Regions from separate parts of the Homo sapiens genome. Here region 2 is linked to region 1. Evidence: read pairs that join two places in POLR2A ChIA-PET (ENCODE). Cell type or tissue: GM12878. All regions are shown on one strand. Each heading gives the region's core, and the rest is flanking DNA. Links, peaks and the distances in the headings are about the cores only.

Evidence for each region. ChIA-PET counts read pairs that join two places held together with the same protein. Peaks named below come from ENCODE experiments on the same cell type or tissue, not always from the same donor. Only the 100,000 strongest peaks of a DNase experiment are listed, where the experiment ranks them.
Region 2: POLR2A ChIA-PET joins it to region 1 with 5 read pairs; 2 of 35 experiments call an interaction of 5 or more read pairs at or near these places.

The regions. Positions count from the first base shown.
Region 1 is chr15:38,659,154-38,667,135 of GRCh38, reverse strand. No RefSeq gene overlaps it. Among named protein-coding and RNA genes, the nearest start is that of LINC02694, 33 kb to the left of the region's middle. In GM12878, for the core only: no CTCF peak of the experiment used is centred there; no DNase peak of the experiment used is centred there; H3K27ac peaks cover 212 bases.
Region 2 is chr15:38,110,996-38,118,977 of GRCh38, reverse strand. No RefSeq gene overlaps it. Among named protein-coding and RNA genes, the nearest start is that of LINC01852, 42 kb to the right of the region's middle. In GM12878, for the core only: no CTCF peak of the experiment used is centred there; no DNase peak of the experiment used is centred there.

The DNA of each region.
Region 1 (7,982 bases), core at 1,095-6,094:
AAGTATGGACGTCTTTTAAATGTCAGCTGACATCTTCAAGGATGAGGACATTTTGAAACAGTGTATTGGAGGAAGTGGTAGAGTCAGACTAACAGCAGAGGGTGTGGAGCAAGGAAATCCTGTGCAGGGATGGCCAGAAAATCTGATGGAATCAGACAGTTAAGAGGTCTAAGGCTTCACAGAAGAAGAGATGGAGATAAAATTATAGCATTTGCAGTTACTAAAGTAATGAAGAGGAAAACAAAAATCAATAGCATTACTATCAAAAATTGGAAAGGGCATGGAGTAAAAGAAGACAGAATGATCTGAATTTTCACCTTTCACAGCAAGTAGACAATGAATGTTATTGAAAGTGAAGAAATCAAGAGACAAAACCATCAGCAAATTATTTACTGAGGTGACCACCGAAATGGCTAAAATTATAAATCATTAAAGAAAGGAAGTAGGGGAAGGGAGGACTCAAAATTGTCATTTTGAATTTTCCAGTACTGACTGATGTTTTACCACGTTTATGCATTACCTTGATAATTTTTAATGGACAGTGGCAGCCTCTGATCTTCCAAGTGCTTTCAAAATATCAGGGCATATTTTATCATATTTATGATAACCTCCAAAATATGCTAGGTATGGCTGGAAAAAACAAAACATAACTCCTCCAAAATCCAGTACTTCGTAAGAAAAAAGAAGCTTCAGGTGTTCTTTGTAAATTATTCATGCTAACCAAGTCTCAGTATAGGTTGCCTAATGACTGATAATATATTTTGATACCTTCACTCTTCTTATTTCATTTTCAAGGGCTACTGGTTGTAGCCAGATACTAAAACTGGGCACTTTCAGTTACAGAAAAATTATCAGCACTTACAGGGGACTTGGAAATACCGTTGTCCTAAAATCCTTTATTCTCATTGTTAAATCACTAAGTCTAAAGTGAATCAGAGTTTTTCATTTTCCCAAGGTCCACAAAAAGTTGATCTAATATTTGGTTTCTCATCATTGTCTTATCTTCCAATTGTATTACATTCCCAGATGACCAAATCCTAGGATGTAAGAGTCTATTTTAGGGCTCATCTGGTTCAGTTTCCTCATTGTAAAGTTGAGCAAACTAGGACTCTTAGGGCTTGGTGACTTGCCCATGGGCATGAACAAATTAATAAACCTACCAGCTGTCCTCTCTCTGGCCCTTCTTTTAAAATGTTATGATATATGGTTTAATAACAACCTTGGCCAGGACTTTTGATTCCTATAATTCTCTTCCACTGACTTTCCCCTACCCCAGTGAAATCTTAGGTAGAAACTTCTTAAGAACAGTAAAAAATTACCTTTACCACAATAAAGACGTGAGTCATGTACCAAAATTTCTCTCCCACCCATCACTTCTTAGGCGCTTAGTCTTAAAGCATCATTTTTATTCTTTGAAGGCAAAACAGCCTTTAAGGGTTGGATATTCTTAATTCAGTCAATGTGGGAAGGGGGAGGTGAAAAAGGAACTCTCTGAGGATAATCACAATGAGAACAAAAGCTTATCCAAATTATGCAATGCATTATAATTATGCTATAAAATTGCTCTTCAGCCGGGGTGTCAATGGAGAGCATTACAATTTTTAAATAGTTCTGTTCTTGATGGGAATTCTTGATCATTTGAGGTGTTCACGTGTGTGCATGCACATTTAGACAAACCATGGAGCTAAAAGCATCCAGAATTTTGCTATCCTTCCCCCACAATTAAAAAAAAATTAAGAAAAGGCAAAAGCAACAACAATAACTCTATATGTACATGTAGGCATTGTCTTTATGGTGGGATCCTTGAGAAGGAAGAACTGTGGCTCTAAAATCAGCACATCTGAAGATGTCCAGGGCTGCTGGGAGCTGTTGGTTTAGAGTGTATTTGCCCAAAGCTGTCAGTCCTCCTGCAGATGAAGCTCACTGTGCAGAACAAGCAGTTGAGTGTGTTCCAAAAGTGAATAGGAGAGAATGCTAGAAACGAAGGGATCAAAGTAGAAGAAGGTGTAAAGCATTGATGTTTTCTAAGTAGCTGTCTCTCTCAGAACAGCACTATGCTGGGCATTTTTGAAAGCACAAGAAAGCAAAGACTTTTCTTATTTATAGAATTGAGGAAACCAATGGTTTTAGCTACTGGCTCTTGGCATGCCTATAATAAGAGAGTCATGATTTACAAAGATACTATTTTTAAGAGTTGTTCTGAGTTTTAAATTCCTACTTTAAGATCTCTCATTTTTCTCTTCCTTACCTTAAACGTTAACTGAATTGGCTATTTTTTTTTTTGATGTTCATGTTTTTGTTCTTGTACATAAATGGTTCCCAACCTGGCTTCACATTAGAATCCCCTGGGAATCTGTAAAAAAGTAATGCCTTCCCCCAAGACCAATTATATAAGAATCTTTCAGTCTGAGCATCAGTATTTAGAAAAGCTCCCTAAATGTTTCCAAAGGGCACTCCTGAGTGAGAACTCCTGCTATCGACAGTATAACAAGATCATTCTGTAGAAACTTTAGTGAAAATCAGTTTTGCCTATTAATTTAGTCAAAAGTTCTGAGTATGTGAACAGGCCCCATGTGGGACATAAAACCAACTGTACCTATTTCAAGACCTGTAGATGCCAGTGGATGACTTCAGAGAGTCTGTAGAAAATTCCAGAATTTAGTCACTTCAAGTCTGGGACCCATTTTATTTATTTATTTATTTATAGAAACAGACAATGCATTCTGGATTGTCTGTGGTAAGCATTACATTTGTGCCTCACCATGTAGTTTTCCAAGAGTTTCTTTTGTCAAAATCTTTTCCCAGAGACTGACCAAAACTTCTACCCACTCACAATGGCCCTGGAACTCCTTTTGCAAAATAGGTATGTTCTAGCTGGGCCTATCTGGTAACAGATATAATGCATACTTGACCAGAGTCTAAAATTTAGAACTAGATTGGCAGTGTTTGCTATCAAGAAGAGGGACATAAGCTCATGTGCTATCAGTCACTGCCTTCAGTGACATTTCTTTCCCTACCTTGACTCTGAAAACTAAGTCCACACTGAGTGCAGGATGGCTAATGCTGAGATTAGATGAGGGCAGAGGGCCAGGAGGACAGCGTGGAGGACCAAGGTCAGCAGCATGAAATGGTAACTCATGGTGGCATTCTCTGTGTGAGTGACCATGAACACCTGAACTTTAAATGTGTGTATTAGAATCTTCCTTTGGAATTTAATTTCTTGACATATATTTTGTCTATATATACATATATATAATTTGTTGAGAATATATGCCAGGAAAAACACTCAATGGAAACTAATGCTGTCTAACTTGAAAAGTAAAGGCCGGGTGTGGTGGCTCACAGCTGTAATCCCAGCACTTTGGGAGGCTGATGTGGGTGGGTCACCTGAAGTCAGGAGTTCAAGACCAGCCTGGCCAACATGGTGAAACTCCGTCTCTACTAAAAACACAAAAAATTAGCCAAGCATAGTGGCAGGTGCCTGTAATCCCAGCTACTCCGGAGACTGAGGCAAGAGAATTGCTTGAATCCAGGAGGCAGAGGTTGCAGTGAGCCAAGATCACGCCATTGCACTCCAGTCCGGGCAACCAGAGTGAAACTCCATCTCAAAAAAAAAAAAAAAAAAAAAAAGAGAAAAAAAGAAGAGAGAGAGAGAAAGAAAAATAAACTTTTGGAAAGCCCATCAGTACGTTAGAGAATTGACAGAAAGCTAAAAGCCCTAGGCTCAGAAAACACAAGCAAGGCGTGTTATGTATGATGCCTTGCTGGCATCATCACTTCTAGACATTTGCTGTCACCATTTCTGGCCCCACTGCCACTGGACACTCACCATTACTATTTGCCCCTGGACTCTGAATTCCATCACAACTGTGAATAACCCCAACAGCGCCATCAAAAGTAGTGTGTTTGCTAAATGGAAGTTAGAATTGGGACCATCCGTGAAAACATAAACCATAGATTATAAGTTCCTTGAGCTCAAGGAACAGGCCATGTCCACCTCTCCACCATTAAAACACTGCCTTGCCTAAAATGGTGTTCTGTAAATATTTGTGAATAAACCAAAGAAAAAGAAATGAATTGACATGACATCATATGACATGGAGTGACAGCATGAAATGCAGACAACAAATGATGAGAAGCAAAACATTATCACAGAGTAATTTCTGTGCTGAAAATTTTAGACCTAACAACTTAGGAGTTTCAGACAATGGGTAATCATTTTCTTCATCCAGCCTTCAATTTCTCTATGGTAAAATAAGCATGAGAACTGCCCTGTCCCTGTCATGGGGTTGGTTGTTTCAAGACTAGAATAAGTACTTTGAAAACGGAAGTGCAATGTTTTATAGGATAGAGCTCTAAGGGTTTTAAATAAACTCCTAGTAAGAGATACCAATCAGAGACCCTAAAGCAACCCCACTCCCAACACTCGAATGTCAGAGTCCCAACTTGGAGAGAGATTGCCTGTCATAGGTAGTCTACAAGCTGGTTGCTTCCTATCTTTGTGTTGCAATGGGGATTTCTTAAGGAAGTTCTCAGCTAGACTGGTGTGAACACAATGAAAGGAGAAGAGTAAGAACTGGGCAATTTATATGCAAGAGGTTTTATTTCCCATGGTGTCTGAACAAAGTTAACTCCTTCATACATCCTACAACTCAGAGCTGAACTGAGATATTCAGCCCAAAACCTTGACTTTTACAGGCGGTCAGCAATTAGAGGTAAACAATTTGGTATATGTATTCAATATTAAAGGGCTACAAAAGTCATAAGCTTTTTGAGGACAGGGAATATTTTTCTTTTTTTTTCTTTCTTTTTTTTTTTTTTTTTTTTTTGAGCCAGCTTCTCGCTCTGTCACCCAAGCTGGAGTGCAGTGGTGCAATCTCAGTTCACTGCAACCTCGACCTCCAGGCTCAAGCAATCATCCCACATCAGGCTCCCAAGTAGCTGGGACTACAGGCATGTACCACCACACCCAGCTAATTTTTATATCTTTTTTGTAGAGACTGAGTTTCACCATGTTACCCCAGCCAAGCTGGTCTCTAACTCCTGGACTCAAGGGATTCACCCGCCTTGGCCTCCCAGAGTGCTGGGATTACAGGCATAAGCCACTGCACCCAGTCGGGAATATTTCTTATATGTGTGTATTTTTTTTCTTCCAGCACTTTAAATAAGTCCTAACATATAAGTTTTTAATAAGTGTTGCTGAATTAACATGAATAAATAAATATGTGGATATATATGGTCTGATATAGAATCATTTCCTTAACCAGAGCTGCCAATATGCAGCATGAGTGGGCACACATAAACTATTAAAAAGCGAGCTAAGAGATGGTGAATAAATAAGAAAACAAAGATTAAGAGAACTCCATCCTCAAACTATTGAAAATGCCCCTCTGGGTTACCACTGATATTCTTATGCATCGAATCACCCTCTGATCACTGGTTTAAAAAGAAATAATTTCCCTAGGCATCACACCTCGTCCTGGTGAAAAACTTAAGTACTACCTATTGCGAGGGTTATAGAGCGAAAGAATGAAAAAGATTTTCAGAAGACAGGTACTTCAGTATGACATCCTGCATTTGTATTTTACCTTTTACTTTTTCAAAGTGTGTTCACTGTACCATTTCCCAACAATCCTCAACACAAGCTGATGAAGTGGATAAGATTTTTATCTACATTGAAATACACAAACCAGCCGGGCGTGGTGGCTCATGCCTGTAATCCTAACACTTTGGGATGCTGAGGCAGGCAGATCACTTGAAGTCAGGAGTTCAAGACCAGCCTGGCTAACATGGTGAAACCCTGTCTCTACTAAAAATACAAAAATTAGCCAGGCATGGAGGCATGCACCTGTAATACCAGCTACTCGGGAGGCTGAGGCACAAGAATCACCCGAACCCAGGAGGTGGAGGTTGCAGTGAGCCGAGATCACTCCAGTCTGGGTGACAGAGCGAGACCTGTGAAAGAAAGAAAAGAAAAAAGAAGGAAGGAAGGAAGGAAGGGAGGGAGGGAGGGAGGGAGGGAGGGAGGGAAGGAGGGAGGGAAAAAGGAAGGGAGGGAGGGAGGGAGGGAGGGGAGGGGAGGGGAGGGAGGGAAGGGGAGGGGAAGGGTGAAGTGACTCATCCACAGTTACGCATCATTATGAATAGAAAGAACCAGGACAAGATGGGCCTTGTGTCACCACAGTGAAGACTCTGAACTCCTGTCAGTCATCCTGTGTGACTTTTCCTCTACCCCTAAAGGTTCAGGTGAGTTGCCCACAGTGGGCACAGCTGATCTGACAGCTCTTAGCTGGGGCTGATGCTGAGACTCTGGCTGAGAAATGTTACTTTCAAGCAGACTGAACAGAAAGTGCTATTTCTGAATTGCTATCTTAGGGAGGGGATGTCAAATGAAATGTAATTTCCGAGGTTCTGGGTTTTGTTTTGTTTTTGTCAACTCAGGCAGGAGAGATGTTCTGTACCACGGAAGGAGCAGGGAAGGAGGAAGGGAGGCTGGCAGCATGAGAATAGACCATTCCAATTAAATTCTACAAAGTGAGAACTGTGCAGAGCTGCTAGAGGTGAGTAAACTTTCTTGAAAAGAGATGCAAATTGGAAAATTTAGAGAGAAACAACAATAGATGTTGGTGTAGGGACTCTACTCAACCCATGTGGTTTGTTCACACTGACCACACGTAGGAATGCTGGCCACTCAAATAAACTTTGGACCCTAGATTCCCCTTTACTTGAACTTCATGGAAAAGGTGACATGAATAGAGGAGGGAAGAGCTAACATATATTACCAACTGATCAGCAGAGACAAACGTCACAGCCATCTCAACTGTCAAAAGGTTTATTAACAGATTTGGGAAAATAAAGAGAAGCACATACGAAACAGAACAATTCAAGCCAATGAGTAAGCAAGTGCTTTGGGCTATACACAGGACCAAAGTTCTCGATATACCGTAAAGGGAGGGGTGACGCTGGGATCTTCACCTAGATCATGTCACACAGTCATGTGTTCTGAGAGAAGAGTGGAATTTTCGCAGAGGAGAAGTTGTTAATGGCTGCACTAATTTCCCAGGAATCATGACAAACTGGTTTATTTTTCCCCAAACAGATTTTTCAATTAGTAAAAACTAAATAATACAGCTCCCCCAAAATGGACAAATGACATGAACATTTTTTTATAAATTATCCAGTGATTGAAAATAATATCAGCAACTTAAGTACAAATTAACAATAAGAAAATGGCAGGGGCTGGGCACAGTGGCTCACGCCTGTAATACCAGCACATTGGGAGGTCAAGGAAACAGGATCGCTTGAGCCCAGTTCAAGACCAGCCTGGGCAACACAATGAAACCCTGTCTCCACAAAAAATACAAAAATTAGTCAGGCATGGTTGCATGTGCCTGTGGTCCCAGCTATTAGAGAGACCAAGATGGGAGGATTGCTTGAGCCCGGGAGTTTGAGGCTGCAGTAAGCTGAGATCACCTCACTGCAGCTGCAGTGAGCCAAGATCATACCACTGCATTCTAGCCTGGGTGACAGAGTAAGATACTGTCTCAAAAAAAAAAAAAAAAAAAAAAAGGCAGGGCTGACATTTCTCCTTTCATAGTACAAGCTCTTCATCAGCTTCAATAGGAGGTAAGCAGAAGGATGACTTTTTCAGATATGACAGGGTATCAACAAAGTTTTGAAATTATTGAAAATGAAATAATATTTGAGATATAAATTTATATCTATTATTAACAATGAACCATGTCCTTAAGTGAATACTTTTCCTTGAGACCTGAGCTAGTAAAAATACTAAGACATCACAATTAGCATATTTTAAAAGACTGTTTATTTTATTTTTTATCTCACCTTTTACAATTCCTTTTAGCTGGGCACCATGGCTCAAGCCTACATAATCCCAGCACTTTGAGAGGCTGAGGCAGGAGGATTGCCTGAGGCCAGGAGTTCAAGACAGGCCTGGGCAACATAGCAAGACTCCATCTCTC
Region 2 (7,982 bases), core at 1,720-6,719, 550 kb after region 1:
CACTCTGTTGCCCAGCCTGGAGTGCAGTGGTGTGATCACAGCTCACTGCAGCCTCTGCCTCCTGGGCTCAAGCCATCCTCCCACCTCAGCCTCCTGAGTAGCTGGGACCGTAGGCGTGCACCACCATGCCGGGGTGAGTTTTGTATTTTTTATAGGAGCAGAGTTTCACCATGTTGCTGAGGCTGGTCTCGAATTTCTTGACTCAAGTGATCCACCCACCTTGGCTTCCCAAAGTGCTGGGATTACAGGCACGAGCCACCACGCCTGGCTGGGAAATCTGCATTTTTAACATGCTTTCTACGTGTAGTATGGATCATTTGGGAGCCATTGCTCTAGGACTGTGCTTAAAATACATGAGAATCATGCAATTGTAGTCAAATGAAATCACACCTGCCTCCAAATCAGTCAGTTGAAACTCTTGTGACTACTGGATGCATTATAAGGAGAAGAAGGGCATGGTGTGATGCTTAATAAGAATCAAATGGAAAAGGATCTCTTCATGATAGGGAGTAAGGACATACAGCCTTAGCCTTTTATGGTTTCAGTGGCATCAGAGCACCAGGTAGATTGTCCTTCCACCTCTGCCTATGGAAAAAGAGAGCAAAAGCCATGGAAAATAGACCACCTTGGTTATTACCCAGCAAAGCATCCTCTTCTAAAATATAAACAAACCCCACCTCAATCTACAGCATTTTGTGCTCAGCCAAAAAGGAATTCAGTGTATATTGATGGCAGTTATCATTTAGTTGAGTACAGACAATGAGAGTTGATGAAATGGTGGTTCTCAACCATTTTCTGTCCTTTGTATATATTTGAACACTAAAATTTTTGGCAGCCTGCTTGAAGGGAATAAAAATCTTGGAAGGACCAAAGCCATGTCTCAGTGTTCTAAAATGACCTCACAGCTACTGCTGTCTTCTTACCAGACTGACTTCAGTACTCTGCTACTCTGTGAGGAGGTCTCATGGCTCGATGCCTTTTCTGAGCTCTCTTATGTACTCCCTAAACAAACTACATGCACATGATGCTTCTTTGGAAAGAGTTTGACATCATGCCATGCCTCTTACTGACTGCTACACCTTGCTATGTACTGTGCCACAGGACCTGTTCAGCACAATGACATCTGACAGACATCACCATAATGCTTAGTAATAGCCAAAAAAAAAATCTCATTTGAAATTCCAAAAGGCCAGCCACTAAGAATGAAGTAGTGATGGACTCTACAATGTGGATGAACCTTGAAAACATTATGCTGAGTAAAATAAGGCAGGCACAAAAGCCACATAGTATACGATTCCATTTAAATGAAATGTCCAGAATAGACAAATCAATAGAAACAGAGAGTAGATTAGTGGCTGCTAGGGGTTAGAGGAGGAGGGCATGGCGAGCGACTGCTAATGGATATGAGATTTCCTTTTGGAGTGATGAAAATGTTCTAAAATTAGACAGACTTGATGGTTCACAACCTTTGTGGGTATACTGTAAAACATCAAATTATACATTTAAAATGGTGTATTTTATTGTATATAAATTGTATCTCAATAAAAGTGTTTTTAATCATAAAAAAATTTTGAGATGCTCCTATGAAAATTTTGGTACATAAGTATGCTGAGATAGGGAAGTTAAAATTGGGTTAAACATTGATCAAGTGATGAAGTTAATAAAGTGCTGAAGTTCTATTTAAATCTAATGCTTTTTTTTTTTTTTTTTTGAGATGGAGTCTTGCTCTGTCACCCAGGCTAGAGTGCAGTGGCGCAATCTTGGCTCACTGCCAGCTCTGCCTCCCAGGTTCACGCCATTCTCCTGCCTCAGCTTCCTGAGTAGCTGGGACTACAGGCACCTGCTACCATGCCCGGCTAATTTTTTTTTTTTTTTTTAGTAGAGATGGGGTTTCACCGTGTTAGCCAGGATGGTCTCGATCTCCTGACCTCGTGATCTGCCCACCTCGGCCTCCCAAAATGCTGGGATTACAGGCATGAGCCACCGCACCCAGCCTAAATCTAATGCTTTTAAAAAATCTTATCATATACTGGATCTCCTTGATTATATCTAACATATATAATGGGTGATTAACACTTCTAAAAAAACTTTTCACATATAACACAAGATTTGAGAGTGCTTTGATCCTAAGCAAGATTAGGCATTGCATGAGACAGATTACAATCCATAGTGATGATTAAGTTTAAATTAGAATTAGTGAGAAGGATACTAAATTATCACCAACATTCATTTCTTAAAAATTTGTTTCACAAGATATGACTTATTCTGATTGATGGTTAATTGAGTCATATAATTAAAAAGAGATTTTTTTAAAAAAAGATTAACTGGGAGAAGGAAATATGCTTATCAATATCTCATACACAGTTATGGTTTAAACTAGATTAACTATAACATATAATCATTAACTTATGGCAGAGTTAGGATTTTGGAAGAGGGCACTGAATTTACGTCAAAGATTGACTTCGTAAAATCAAGTCTTGAGGTTATAACATCTTAATGTACAGTGCTTATGGTCATTAACGGCTTTTGTTAGGTACAATATGACCTATGACAGTATGAAAGAAGCTATGGGCCCTCCCTCTAAAATGCACATGTGCTTTTCCACAATATTTTTAGAAGGTCCACTCTAAAGTTCATCCATGGACTCTTCACCCATTGCTGAGAACTCCATACCAACCTGGAGAATAGTTGAGTCCATACTAATGCTCGTTTTGGTCAATCCAAGCTATTGTCAGTAATCCTGTATTTGCTGAGATGATAAACTTTTTTTTTTCTTAATGGACTCCCACAGTGTCTTGGGCAATTGACACTCACCCTAGCACCAATTGTGTCAGTTCCTAGCACCAATTGTGTGAGTTCCAAGATTGAACTTTAATTATCACATCTTTTTGGGATATGACAATTACTTAGAGGAAGTGGGATTGTGTGGGATTATAAGGTGTTCAATCACCACTTCCTGATGAAACAGGAAGCCTCCCTTAATAGATGGCCTCTGATGTTCTTTCTACTCATGCTTTAATGATCAGCTCTACAAATAAACATTCAAGTAGAAGCTGAGAAATTTTCTAAATATGAGTGTTCTAACTCTTCAGAGCACACCTGGACCCAATTTACTGCATGAATCCAGGGAATTTGGTCAAACGCTAAGCTTTGGTTTGAATGCTCCACAAAGAAGCCTCAATGTTTTCTCTTTGTTGACCATAAGTGATATATTTAGTTATTCAGAAGTGTAGTCAATCTGTCAGGGAAAATATCCTGAAGAAAATGAAGCGGGCAATTATGTTGGGCAGACCTAGGGGTTAGTGTGGATAGGCCCTTTTTCGAACCAGATTCCTAACTCAGTCAGAAAGTCTCACGTCCATGTGTTTTTCTGGGGAGAAACTTCCAAGGCAGCAATGTGAAAACCAACAGACTGGATGAAGGGGTGTGTAGCCATCTGGTTTGCTCACAAGCAGAATTGCTCTTTTTATCAGAATTATTTTCAGATTTTTGTCTAGAGGAGTTGGCCATTTTCAATACCAAGTCAATGTTAATCCTCTTCTTAAACAATTCTATTCAAAATTCTCCTAATAAAGACACTGGGAGACCTTTCTCTTTTTTTGCCTCAAGAGAGGAAACAGAGACCTGGTGAAATTGAGTGACAAATGTCCAGGATGTGGAAGGGGACATTCATCACTGGGATTTCCCAGTGACTCCAAAGGGTTAGGAACTATGCATCCCAATGATTGGCTGCCTGAGGATGCTCTCACCTCAGACTGAGCTTTTCATTCAGGTGGAAATAAAAGTTGAGCTCTAAAAAGGTGACTCTCGGTGTCTTTAGAACTGACTTATTTTGTTGTTGCGGCCAAAGCCTCTTTCTTCTTCCCATCCCCCAGCTGAAGTAGGTGAAGGAGGCATTTGGACAATGGGTCATACAAATAGCTTTGCCTGTAATAGAGTCAAAGAGAACACAACAGCTTTGCTCCATTTTTTTTGCTCTAGTCACTCATAACACTTCCCTCCTAGAATTTTGAATATTTAACATCTATGGAGAACAGATTGCCTGTAGGTTTCTGTTGGGGACAAAAAACAGTGGTGGTGTTGGTGGTAGGAAGCTGAGTTTATTTTTCTTGCCTTTTTTTTTTTTTCTGGGACTCTTCTATATATACTCGTTCTTACTTTGAGCCAAATGGTAGGACAGGTTTCTTTTCATTTCCTGCCTAATTGGAATAAGTTTCCATAGTTGAGTCCTGGCAAGAATGCCCTAGTACGTGGGAAGGGTCACTAGAAAGTGGAAACACTTTCTCATGACCAGGAGAGCAAATTTAAGGCAGTAACTATCAGCAACTATTATAGGCACCAGCATTTTTTTCCCTTCCATGTAAAGGACAAAATTCAGAGGAAGAAGACAGGGCTCAGATTATTGTTGGAAAGTTGAATTCTGAGGGAAAACTGAAAGCAAAGAGTACTGAGTGAACTTTTCACTCTTTTTTCTACCATCTTTGCCAGTGTTGGGCTGTGCCTGATAAACCACTGGGGTGGTTACTTTTAAAAGAGCTTGCTTTTAGTTTTCTTGCAGTGTAGAGTGAGGCTTGTTGTTTGAGCAGATACATCAAATTCTGATGCTTCCTTTTAAATGGAGAATAATAATAATATAATCTTAAAATAAATCGTCTACTTAGAATGATGTGACTTTGGGTTCCAAGGATAAGTGGAGGAAAAACAAAGCATATGCTACTTTTACATTTCTGAAATTAATTTGACTCATGGCCTTATGTATACCCATTTTTCCAAATATAAGGTGAATTTTTTTGTCTCCAAAATTATTTCCCAGAAAAAAAGGAAGTCACCTTTTGTACACATCCTTATTTAGTCATCTTTTGGTGCTCTCTTGATACCAAACTTGGAATAAAAAACTACTGTTAGTGGAAGATGAATTGGGGTGAAATGATCTAAGTTAATGTCTGTTGTTGATGCTTTTGAAGATCATCTGTTAGAACTACTTAAAAAGAGAAAAAAAGAAATGTATCACTGATTTAGTAGTCATTCCTGAAGTTTTTAGCCCTGAAATGCAAGTGTTAGAATTTTTAAAAATAGTCCTTTTAGAGATCAAGTAAAACTGCAATACGCTAAGTGATACATTATGGAGATTACAAATATAGTCGTATAGGAAATGAAAAAATGACTGCATGTGATGCAAATGGGTGTTGGTGACTTGGGATAACATTTCTAGTGACAGCATTGTGCATGGACTCAGTGTTAAATCTCAAATAACTTGGAAGTGATGATGATGTGCTGGGAAAACTGTTGGATTAGTCACAAAATGGCAGTGGTGAGGAATAACATCGTTTTACAAAATGAAAGTAGAAAAATACAGTATTTTAAAAATCAACAGATTATTTTATAAATATGATTTTGAATATGTATGCATAACTAGTTAACTAAACATTTTGAGTAGATACAATGTATGTGTCCATATCCCTACATGTGTATATCTTTGTGGCCACATGGGAGGCTTCTTAGGGTTGTCATATATTTAGTCATATGAAGCAGGTAGATCAATCATAGAACTACAGATTCTTAGGAGATCATGTATTCAAGAGGCATCCTGTGGCCAAGAGGATACTTTCCCATTTTACAAATGAAGAACTAAATTATTAACTTAAGTTCACAAGGTTAGTTGGTGGCAGAAGTTAGACTTGCCCTTTCCCTTATGCTCCCTCTCTCAGGGGAGTCTTTCCTTCAGGAAATGATCAAACCCTGGCAAACAGAGAAGAAAGATGAAGAAAAATGGTCTTAAGATCCTACTTTGGTGTAGAAAGTTTTACCTGTGAGAAGCTGCTGTATTTACACACACCCACACACACACACACACACACACATGCTCTCTCTCTCTCTCTCATATGAGTGAAGCCCTTCATCCAAGCCAGGTGCTACCAATTACTGACCTCCCTCTGTGAGACTCAATTTCACAAACTGGAATTGACTCTAACACAACAGGAAATTTATAAAAGCTCCATGCCCGAGGCAGCTGCCTGCTCCGGTGGAATGTAGGGGTTATTCCCTTAAGAATTGCAGGTATTATTAAATGCATTGGCCCTCCCTGACTCTGTAGGCCAAAGAGTAGTGTTTCCTAAAATCACCTGTGGGACAGTTCTACAACAAATAAAGGATAGTCTCAAAACCATGGCATTGGCCCTTGGGTTATAAAGTCTTTACAAGATGTAACTCACAAAACAGGCAGGTGCCAAAAGCAATGGGGGAGCCCAAAGGAATATGAGAAAGAATCATCCCAAAAGGAAATGAGCCATTCCCTGGGGCTTTGGGTACGGTTAGATGAATAATTGATATGGAAGTTCCAGAGTCCCACTCACACCGAGTGCTCCTAGTTTAGAGTGACTAAAAAGGTCAAAGGATTACTTATTGAAAGGTTTTCTCCTGCCAATAACATCCTGTTGCTACCAATCAAGGACTTCAGAGTGGGAAATGGTTCAGGGATTCAAGGTAAGGACCTAGTGTTGGATGAATGGGAACAAGTCTGAGAAGCTGGCGAGAAAACACACACACACACACACACACACACACGCGCGCACGCACGTACGCACACACAGATGAACAGGCACAAGCTAGGTCATTGAGAGGGCCCCAATGCTGAAAGAAGTTGGGAGAATTAAGTGGTGATGGTTATTGTTGATTTCAGATAGAAGAAAGGACTTCACAGTCAGCCAGGGTTTCAAAAAGCAGGGGGTGGTCAAATGGATATTGTATTTAGCCGAAAATGCTTGTTCTAAAATTAGCTGGACGCTAAAGGCATTTTTACCTTCTCCAGTAGTTCTGTTGACATGTTCCTGTTATGTAGCCCACTTTTATCTGTCTGGAAAAATTTCTCTCTCTTCTCAAATAAATTATACATCTCATCATGCCAGTTTCTGTAACAATTCTCTTTCCTCAATGTTGGTTACTTCAATGTACTACCTCTCATGACTGACAATCATTCTTGAAGTAAGCATTTCTAAAACCTGTATGTATCTGATAATTTGATAGTCTTTTATCAACCAAGAGAGGCATTTTGAGGCAATATAAATTTGGAATGGAACATCTGGAGAAAGCTTCCCAAGTCAGTATTTCCCTCTCCCCTTTTCCATTTTGTTTTCTGTGGCTCTTGACATTGACAAAAACAAATCTCATTCAACCAACCAACTAGATTAAAAAGAAATCTCACCCCTCCCCTCCGGGGGAAAAACACTCGCAAAAAAGTTAAGCTTAAGCTAAAACTATGTAAGTATTCATTGTGGCTGACTGTATTTCTAGTGTCTCTTATTCTAGGTTTATTTCATGTGAAAAGCACTATTTGCCTATGTAGAGTGTACCTGCTGGGAATTCCAGACACCTGCATTCTTACTCTCTTGTTGATTTACCGAATTTCTAGGTAAATTGCCAAACTTATTCTTCTCCACTTTTTGTATAAAAAAGAGCCTGTGAAGTTGTTATTCTCTTCTATCACTGGGTGAGAAATATGGCATCAGTGATTATAAAATGCTTCTCTAATAGTTTCTTTGGGGAAGGAAAAATGGGATGATAACCAGTGGAAAGTCTTACTAGCATTGTTAAGAGCATTGAATTTGCAGAGGTACTGGCATTAGCATTCGTGGTAAAGCTTATTTTCACTCATAAGTATGGAAACCAGGTGATTTCTGTTCTGCTCATTTACTGTCTTTTCATTGGCTAGCTAATTTGAAAGTAAGCTGCTGTGGTCTCTGGTTATCTTTAGGCTTTTTATCTGTATAGGACTGCCAAAAAGTTCAAAGCAGGCATTGTGGAGCATGGCCTAAGACTAGATGGGGAAATAGGCTGAGGGACCCATCCATGGCCCTTGATTTTCAGGGATCAGAACTAATATATGAGGGCTGACTGAATAACAGGTGAGATGTTGACCTGATGTATCCCGGAGTTAATTGTTCCTTATATGCTTCCTGTGCTGGCCTTGAAACTAGCACCAGATG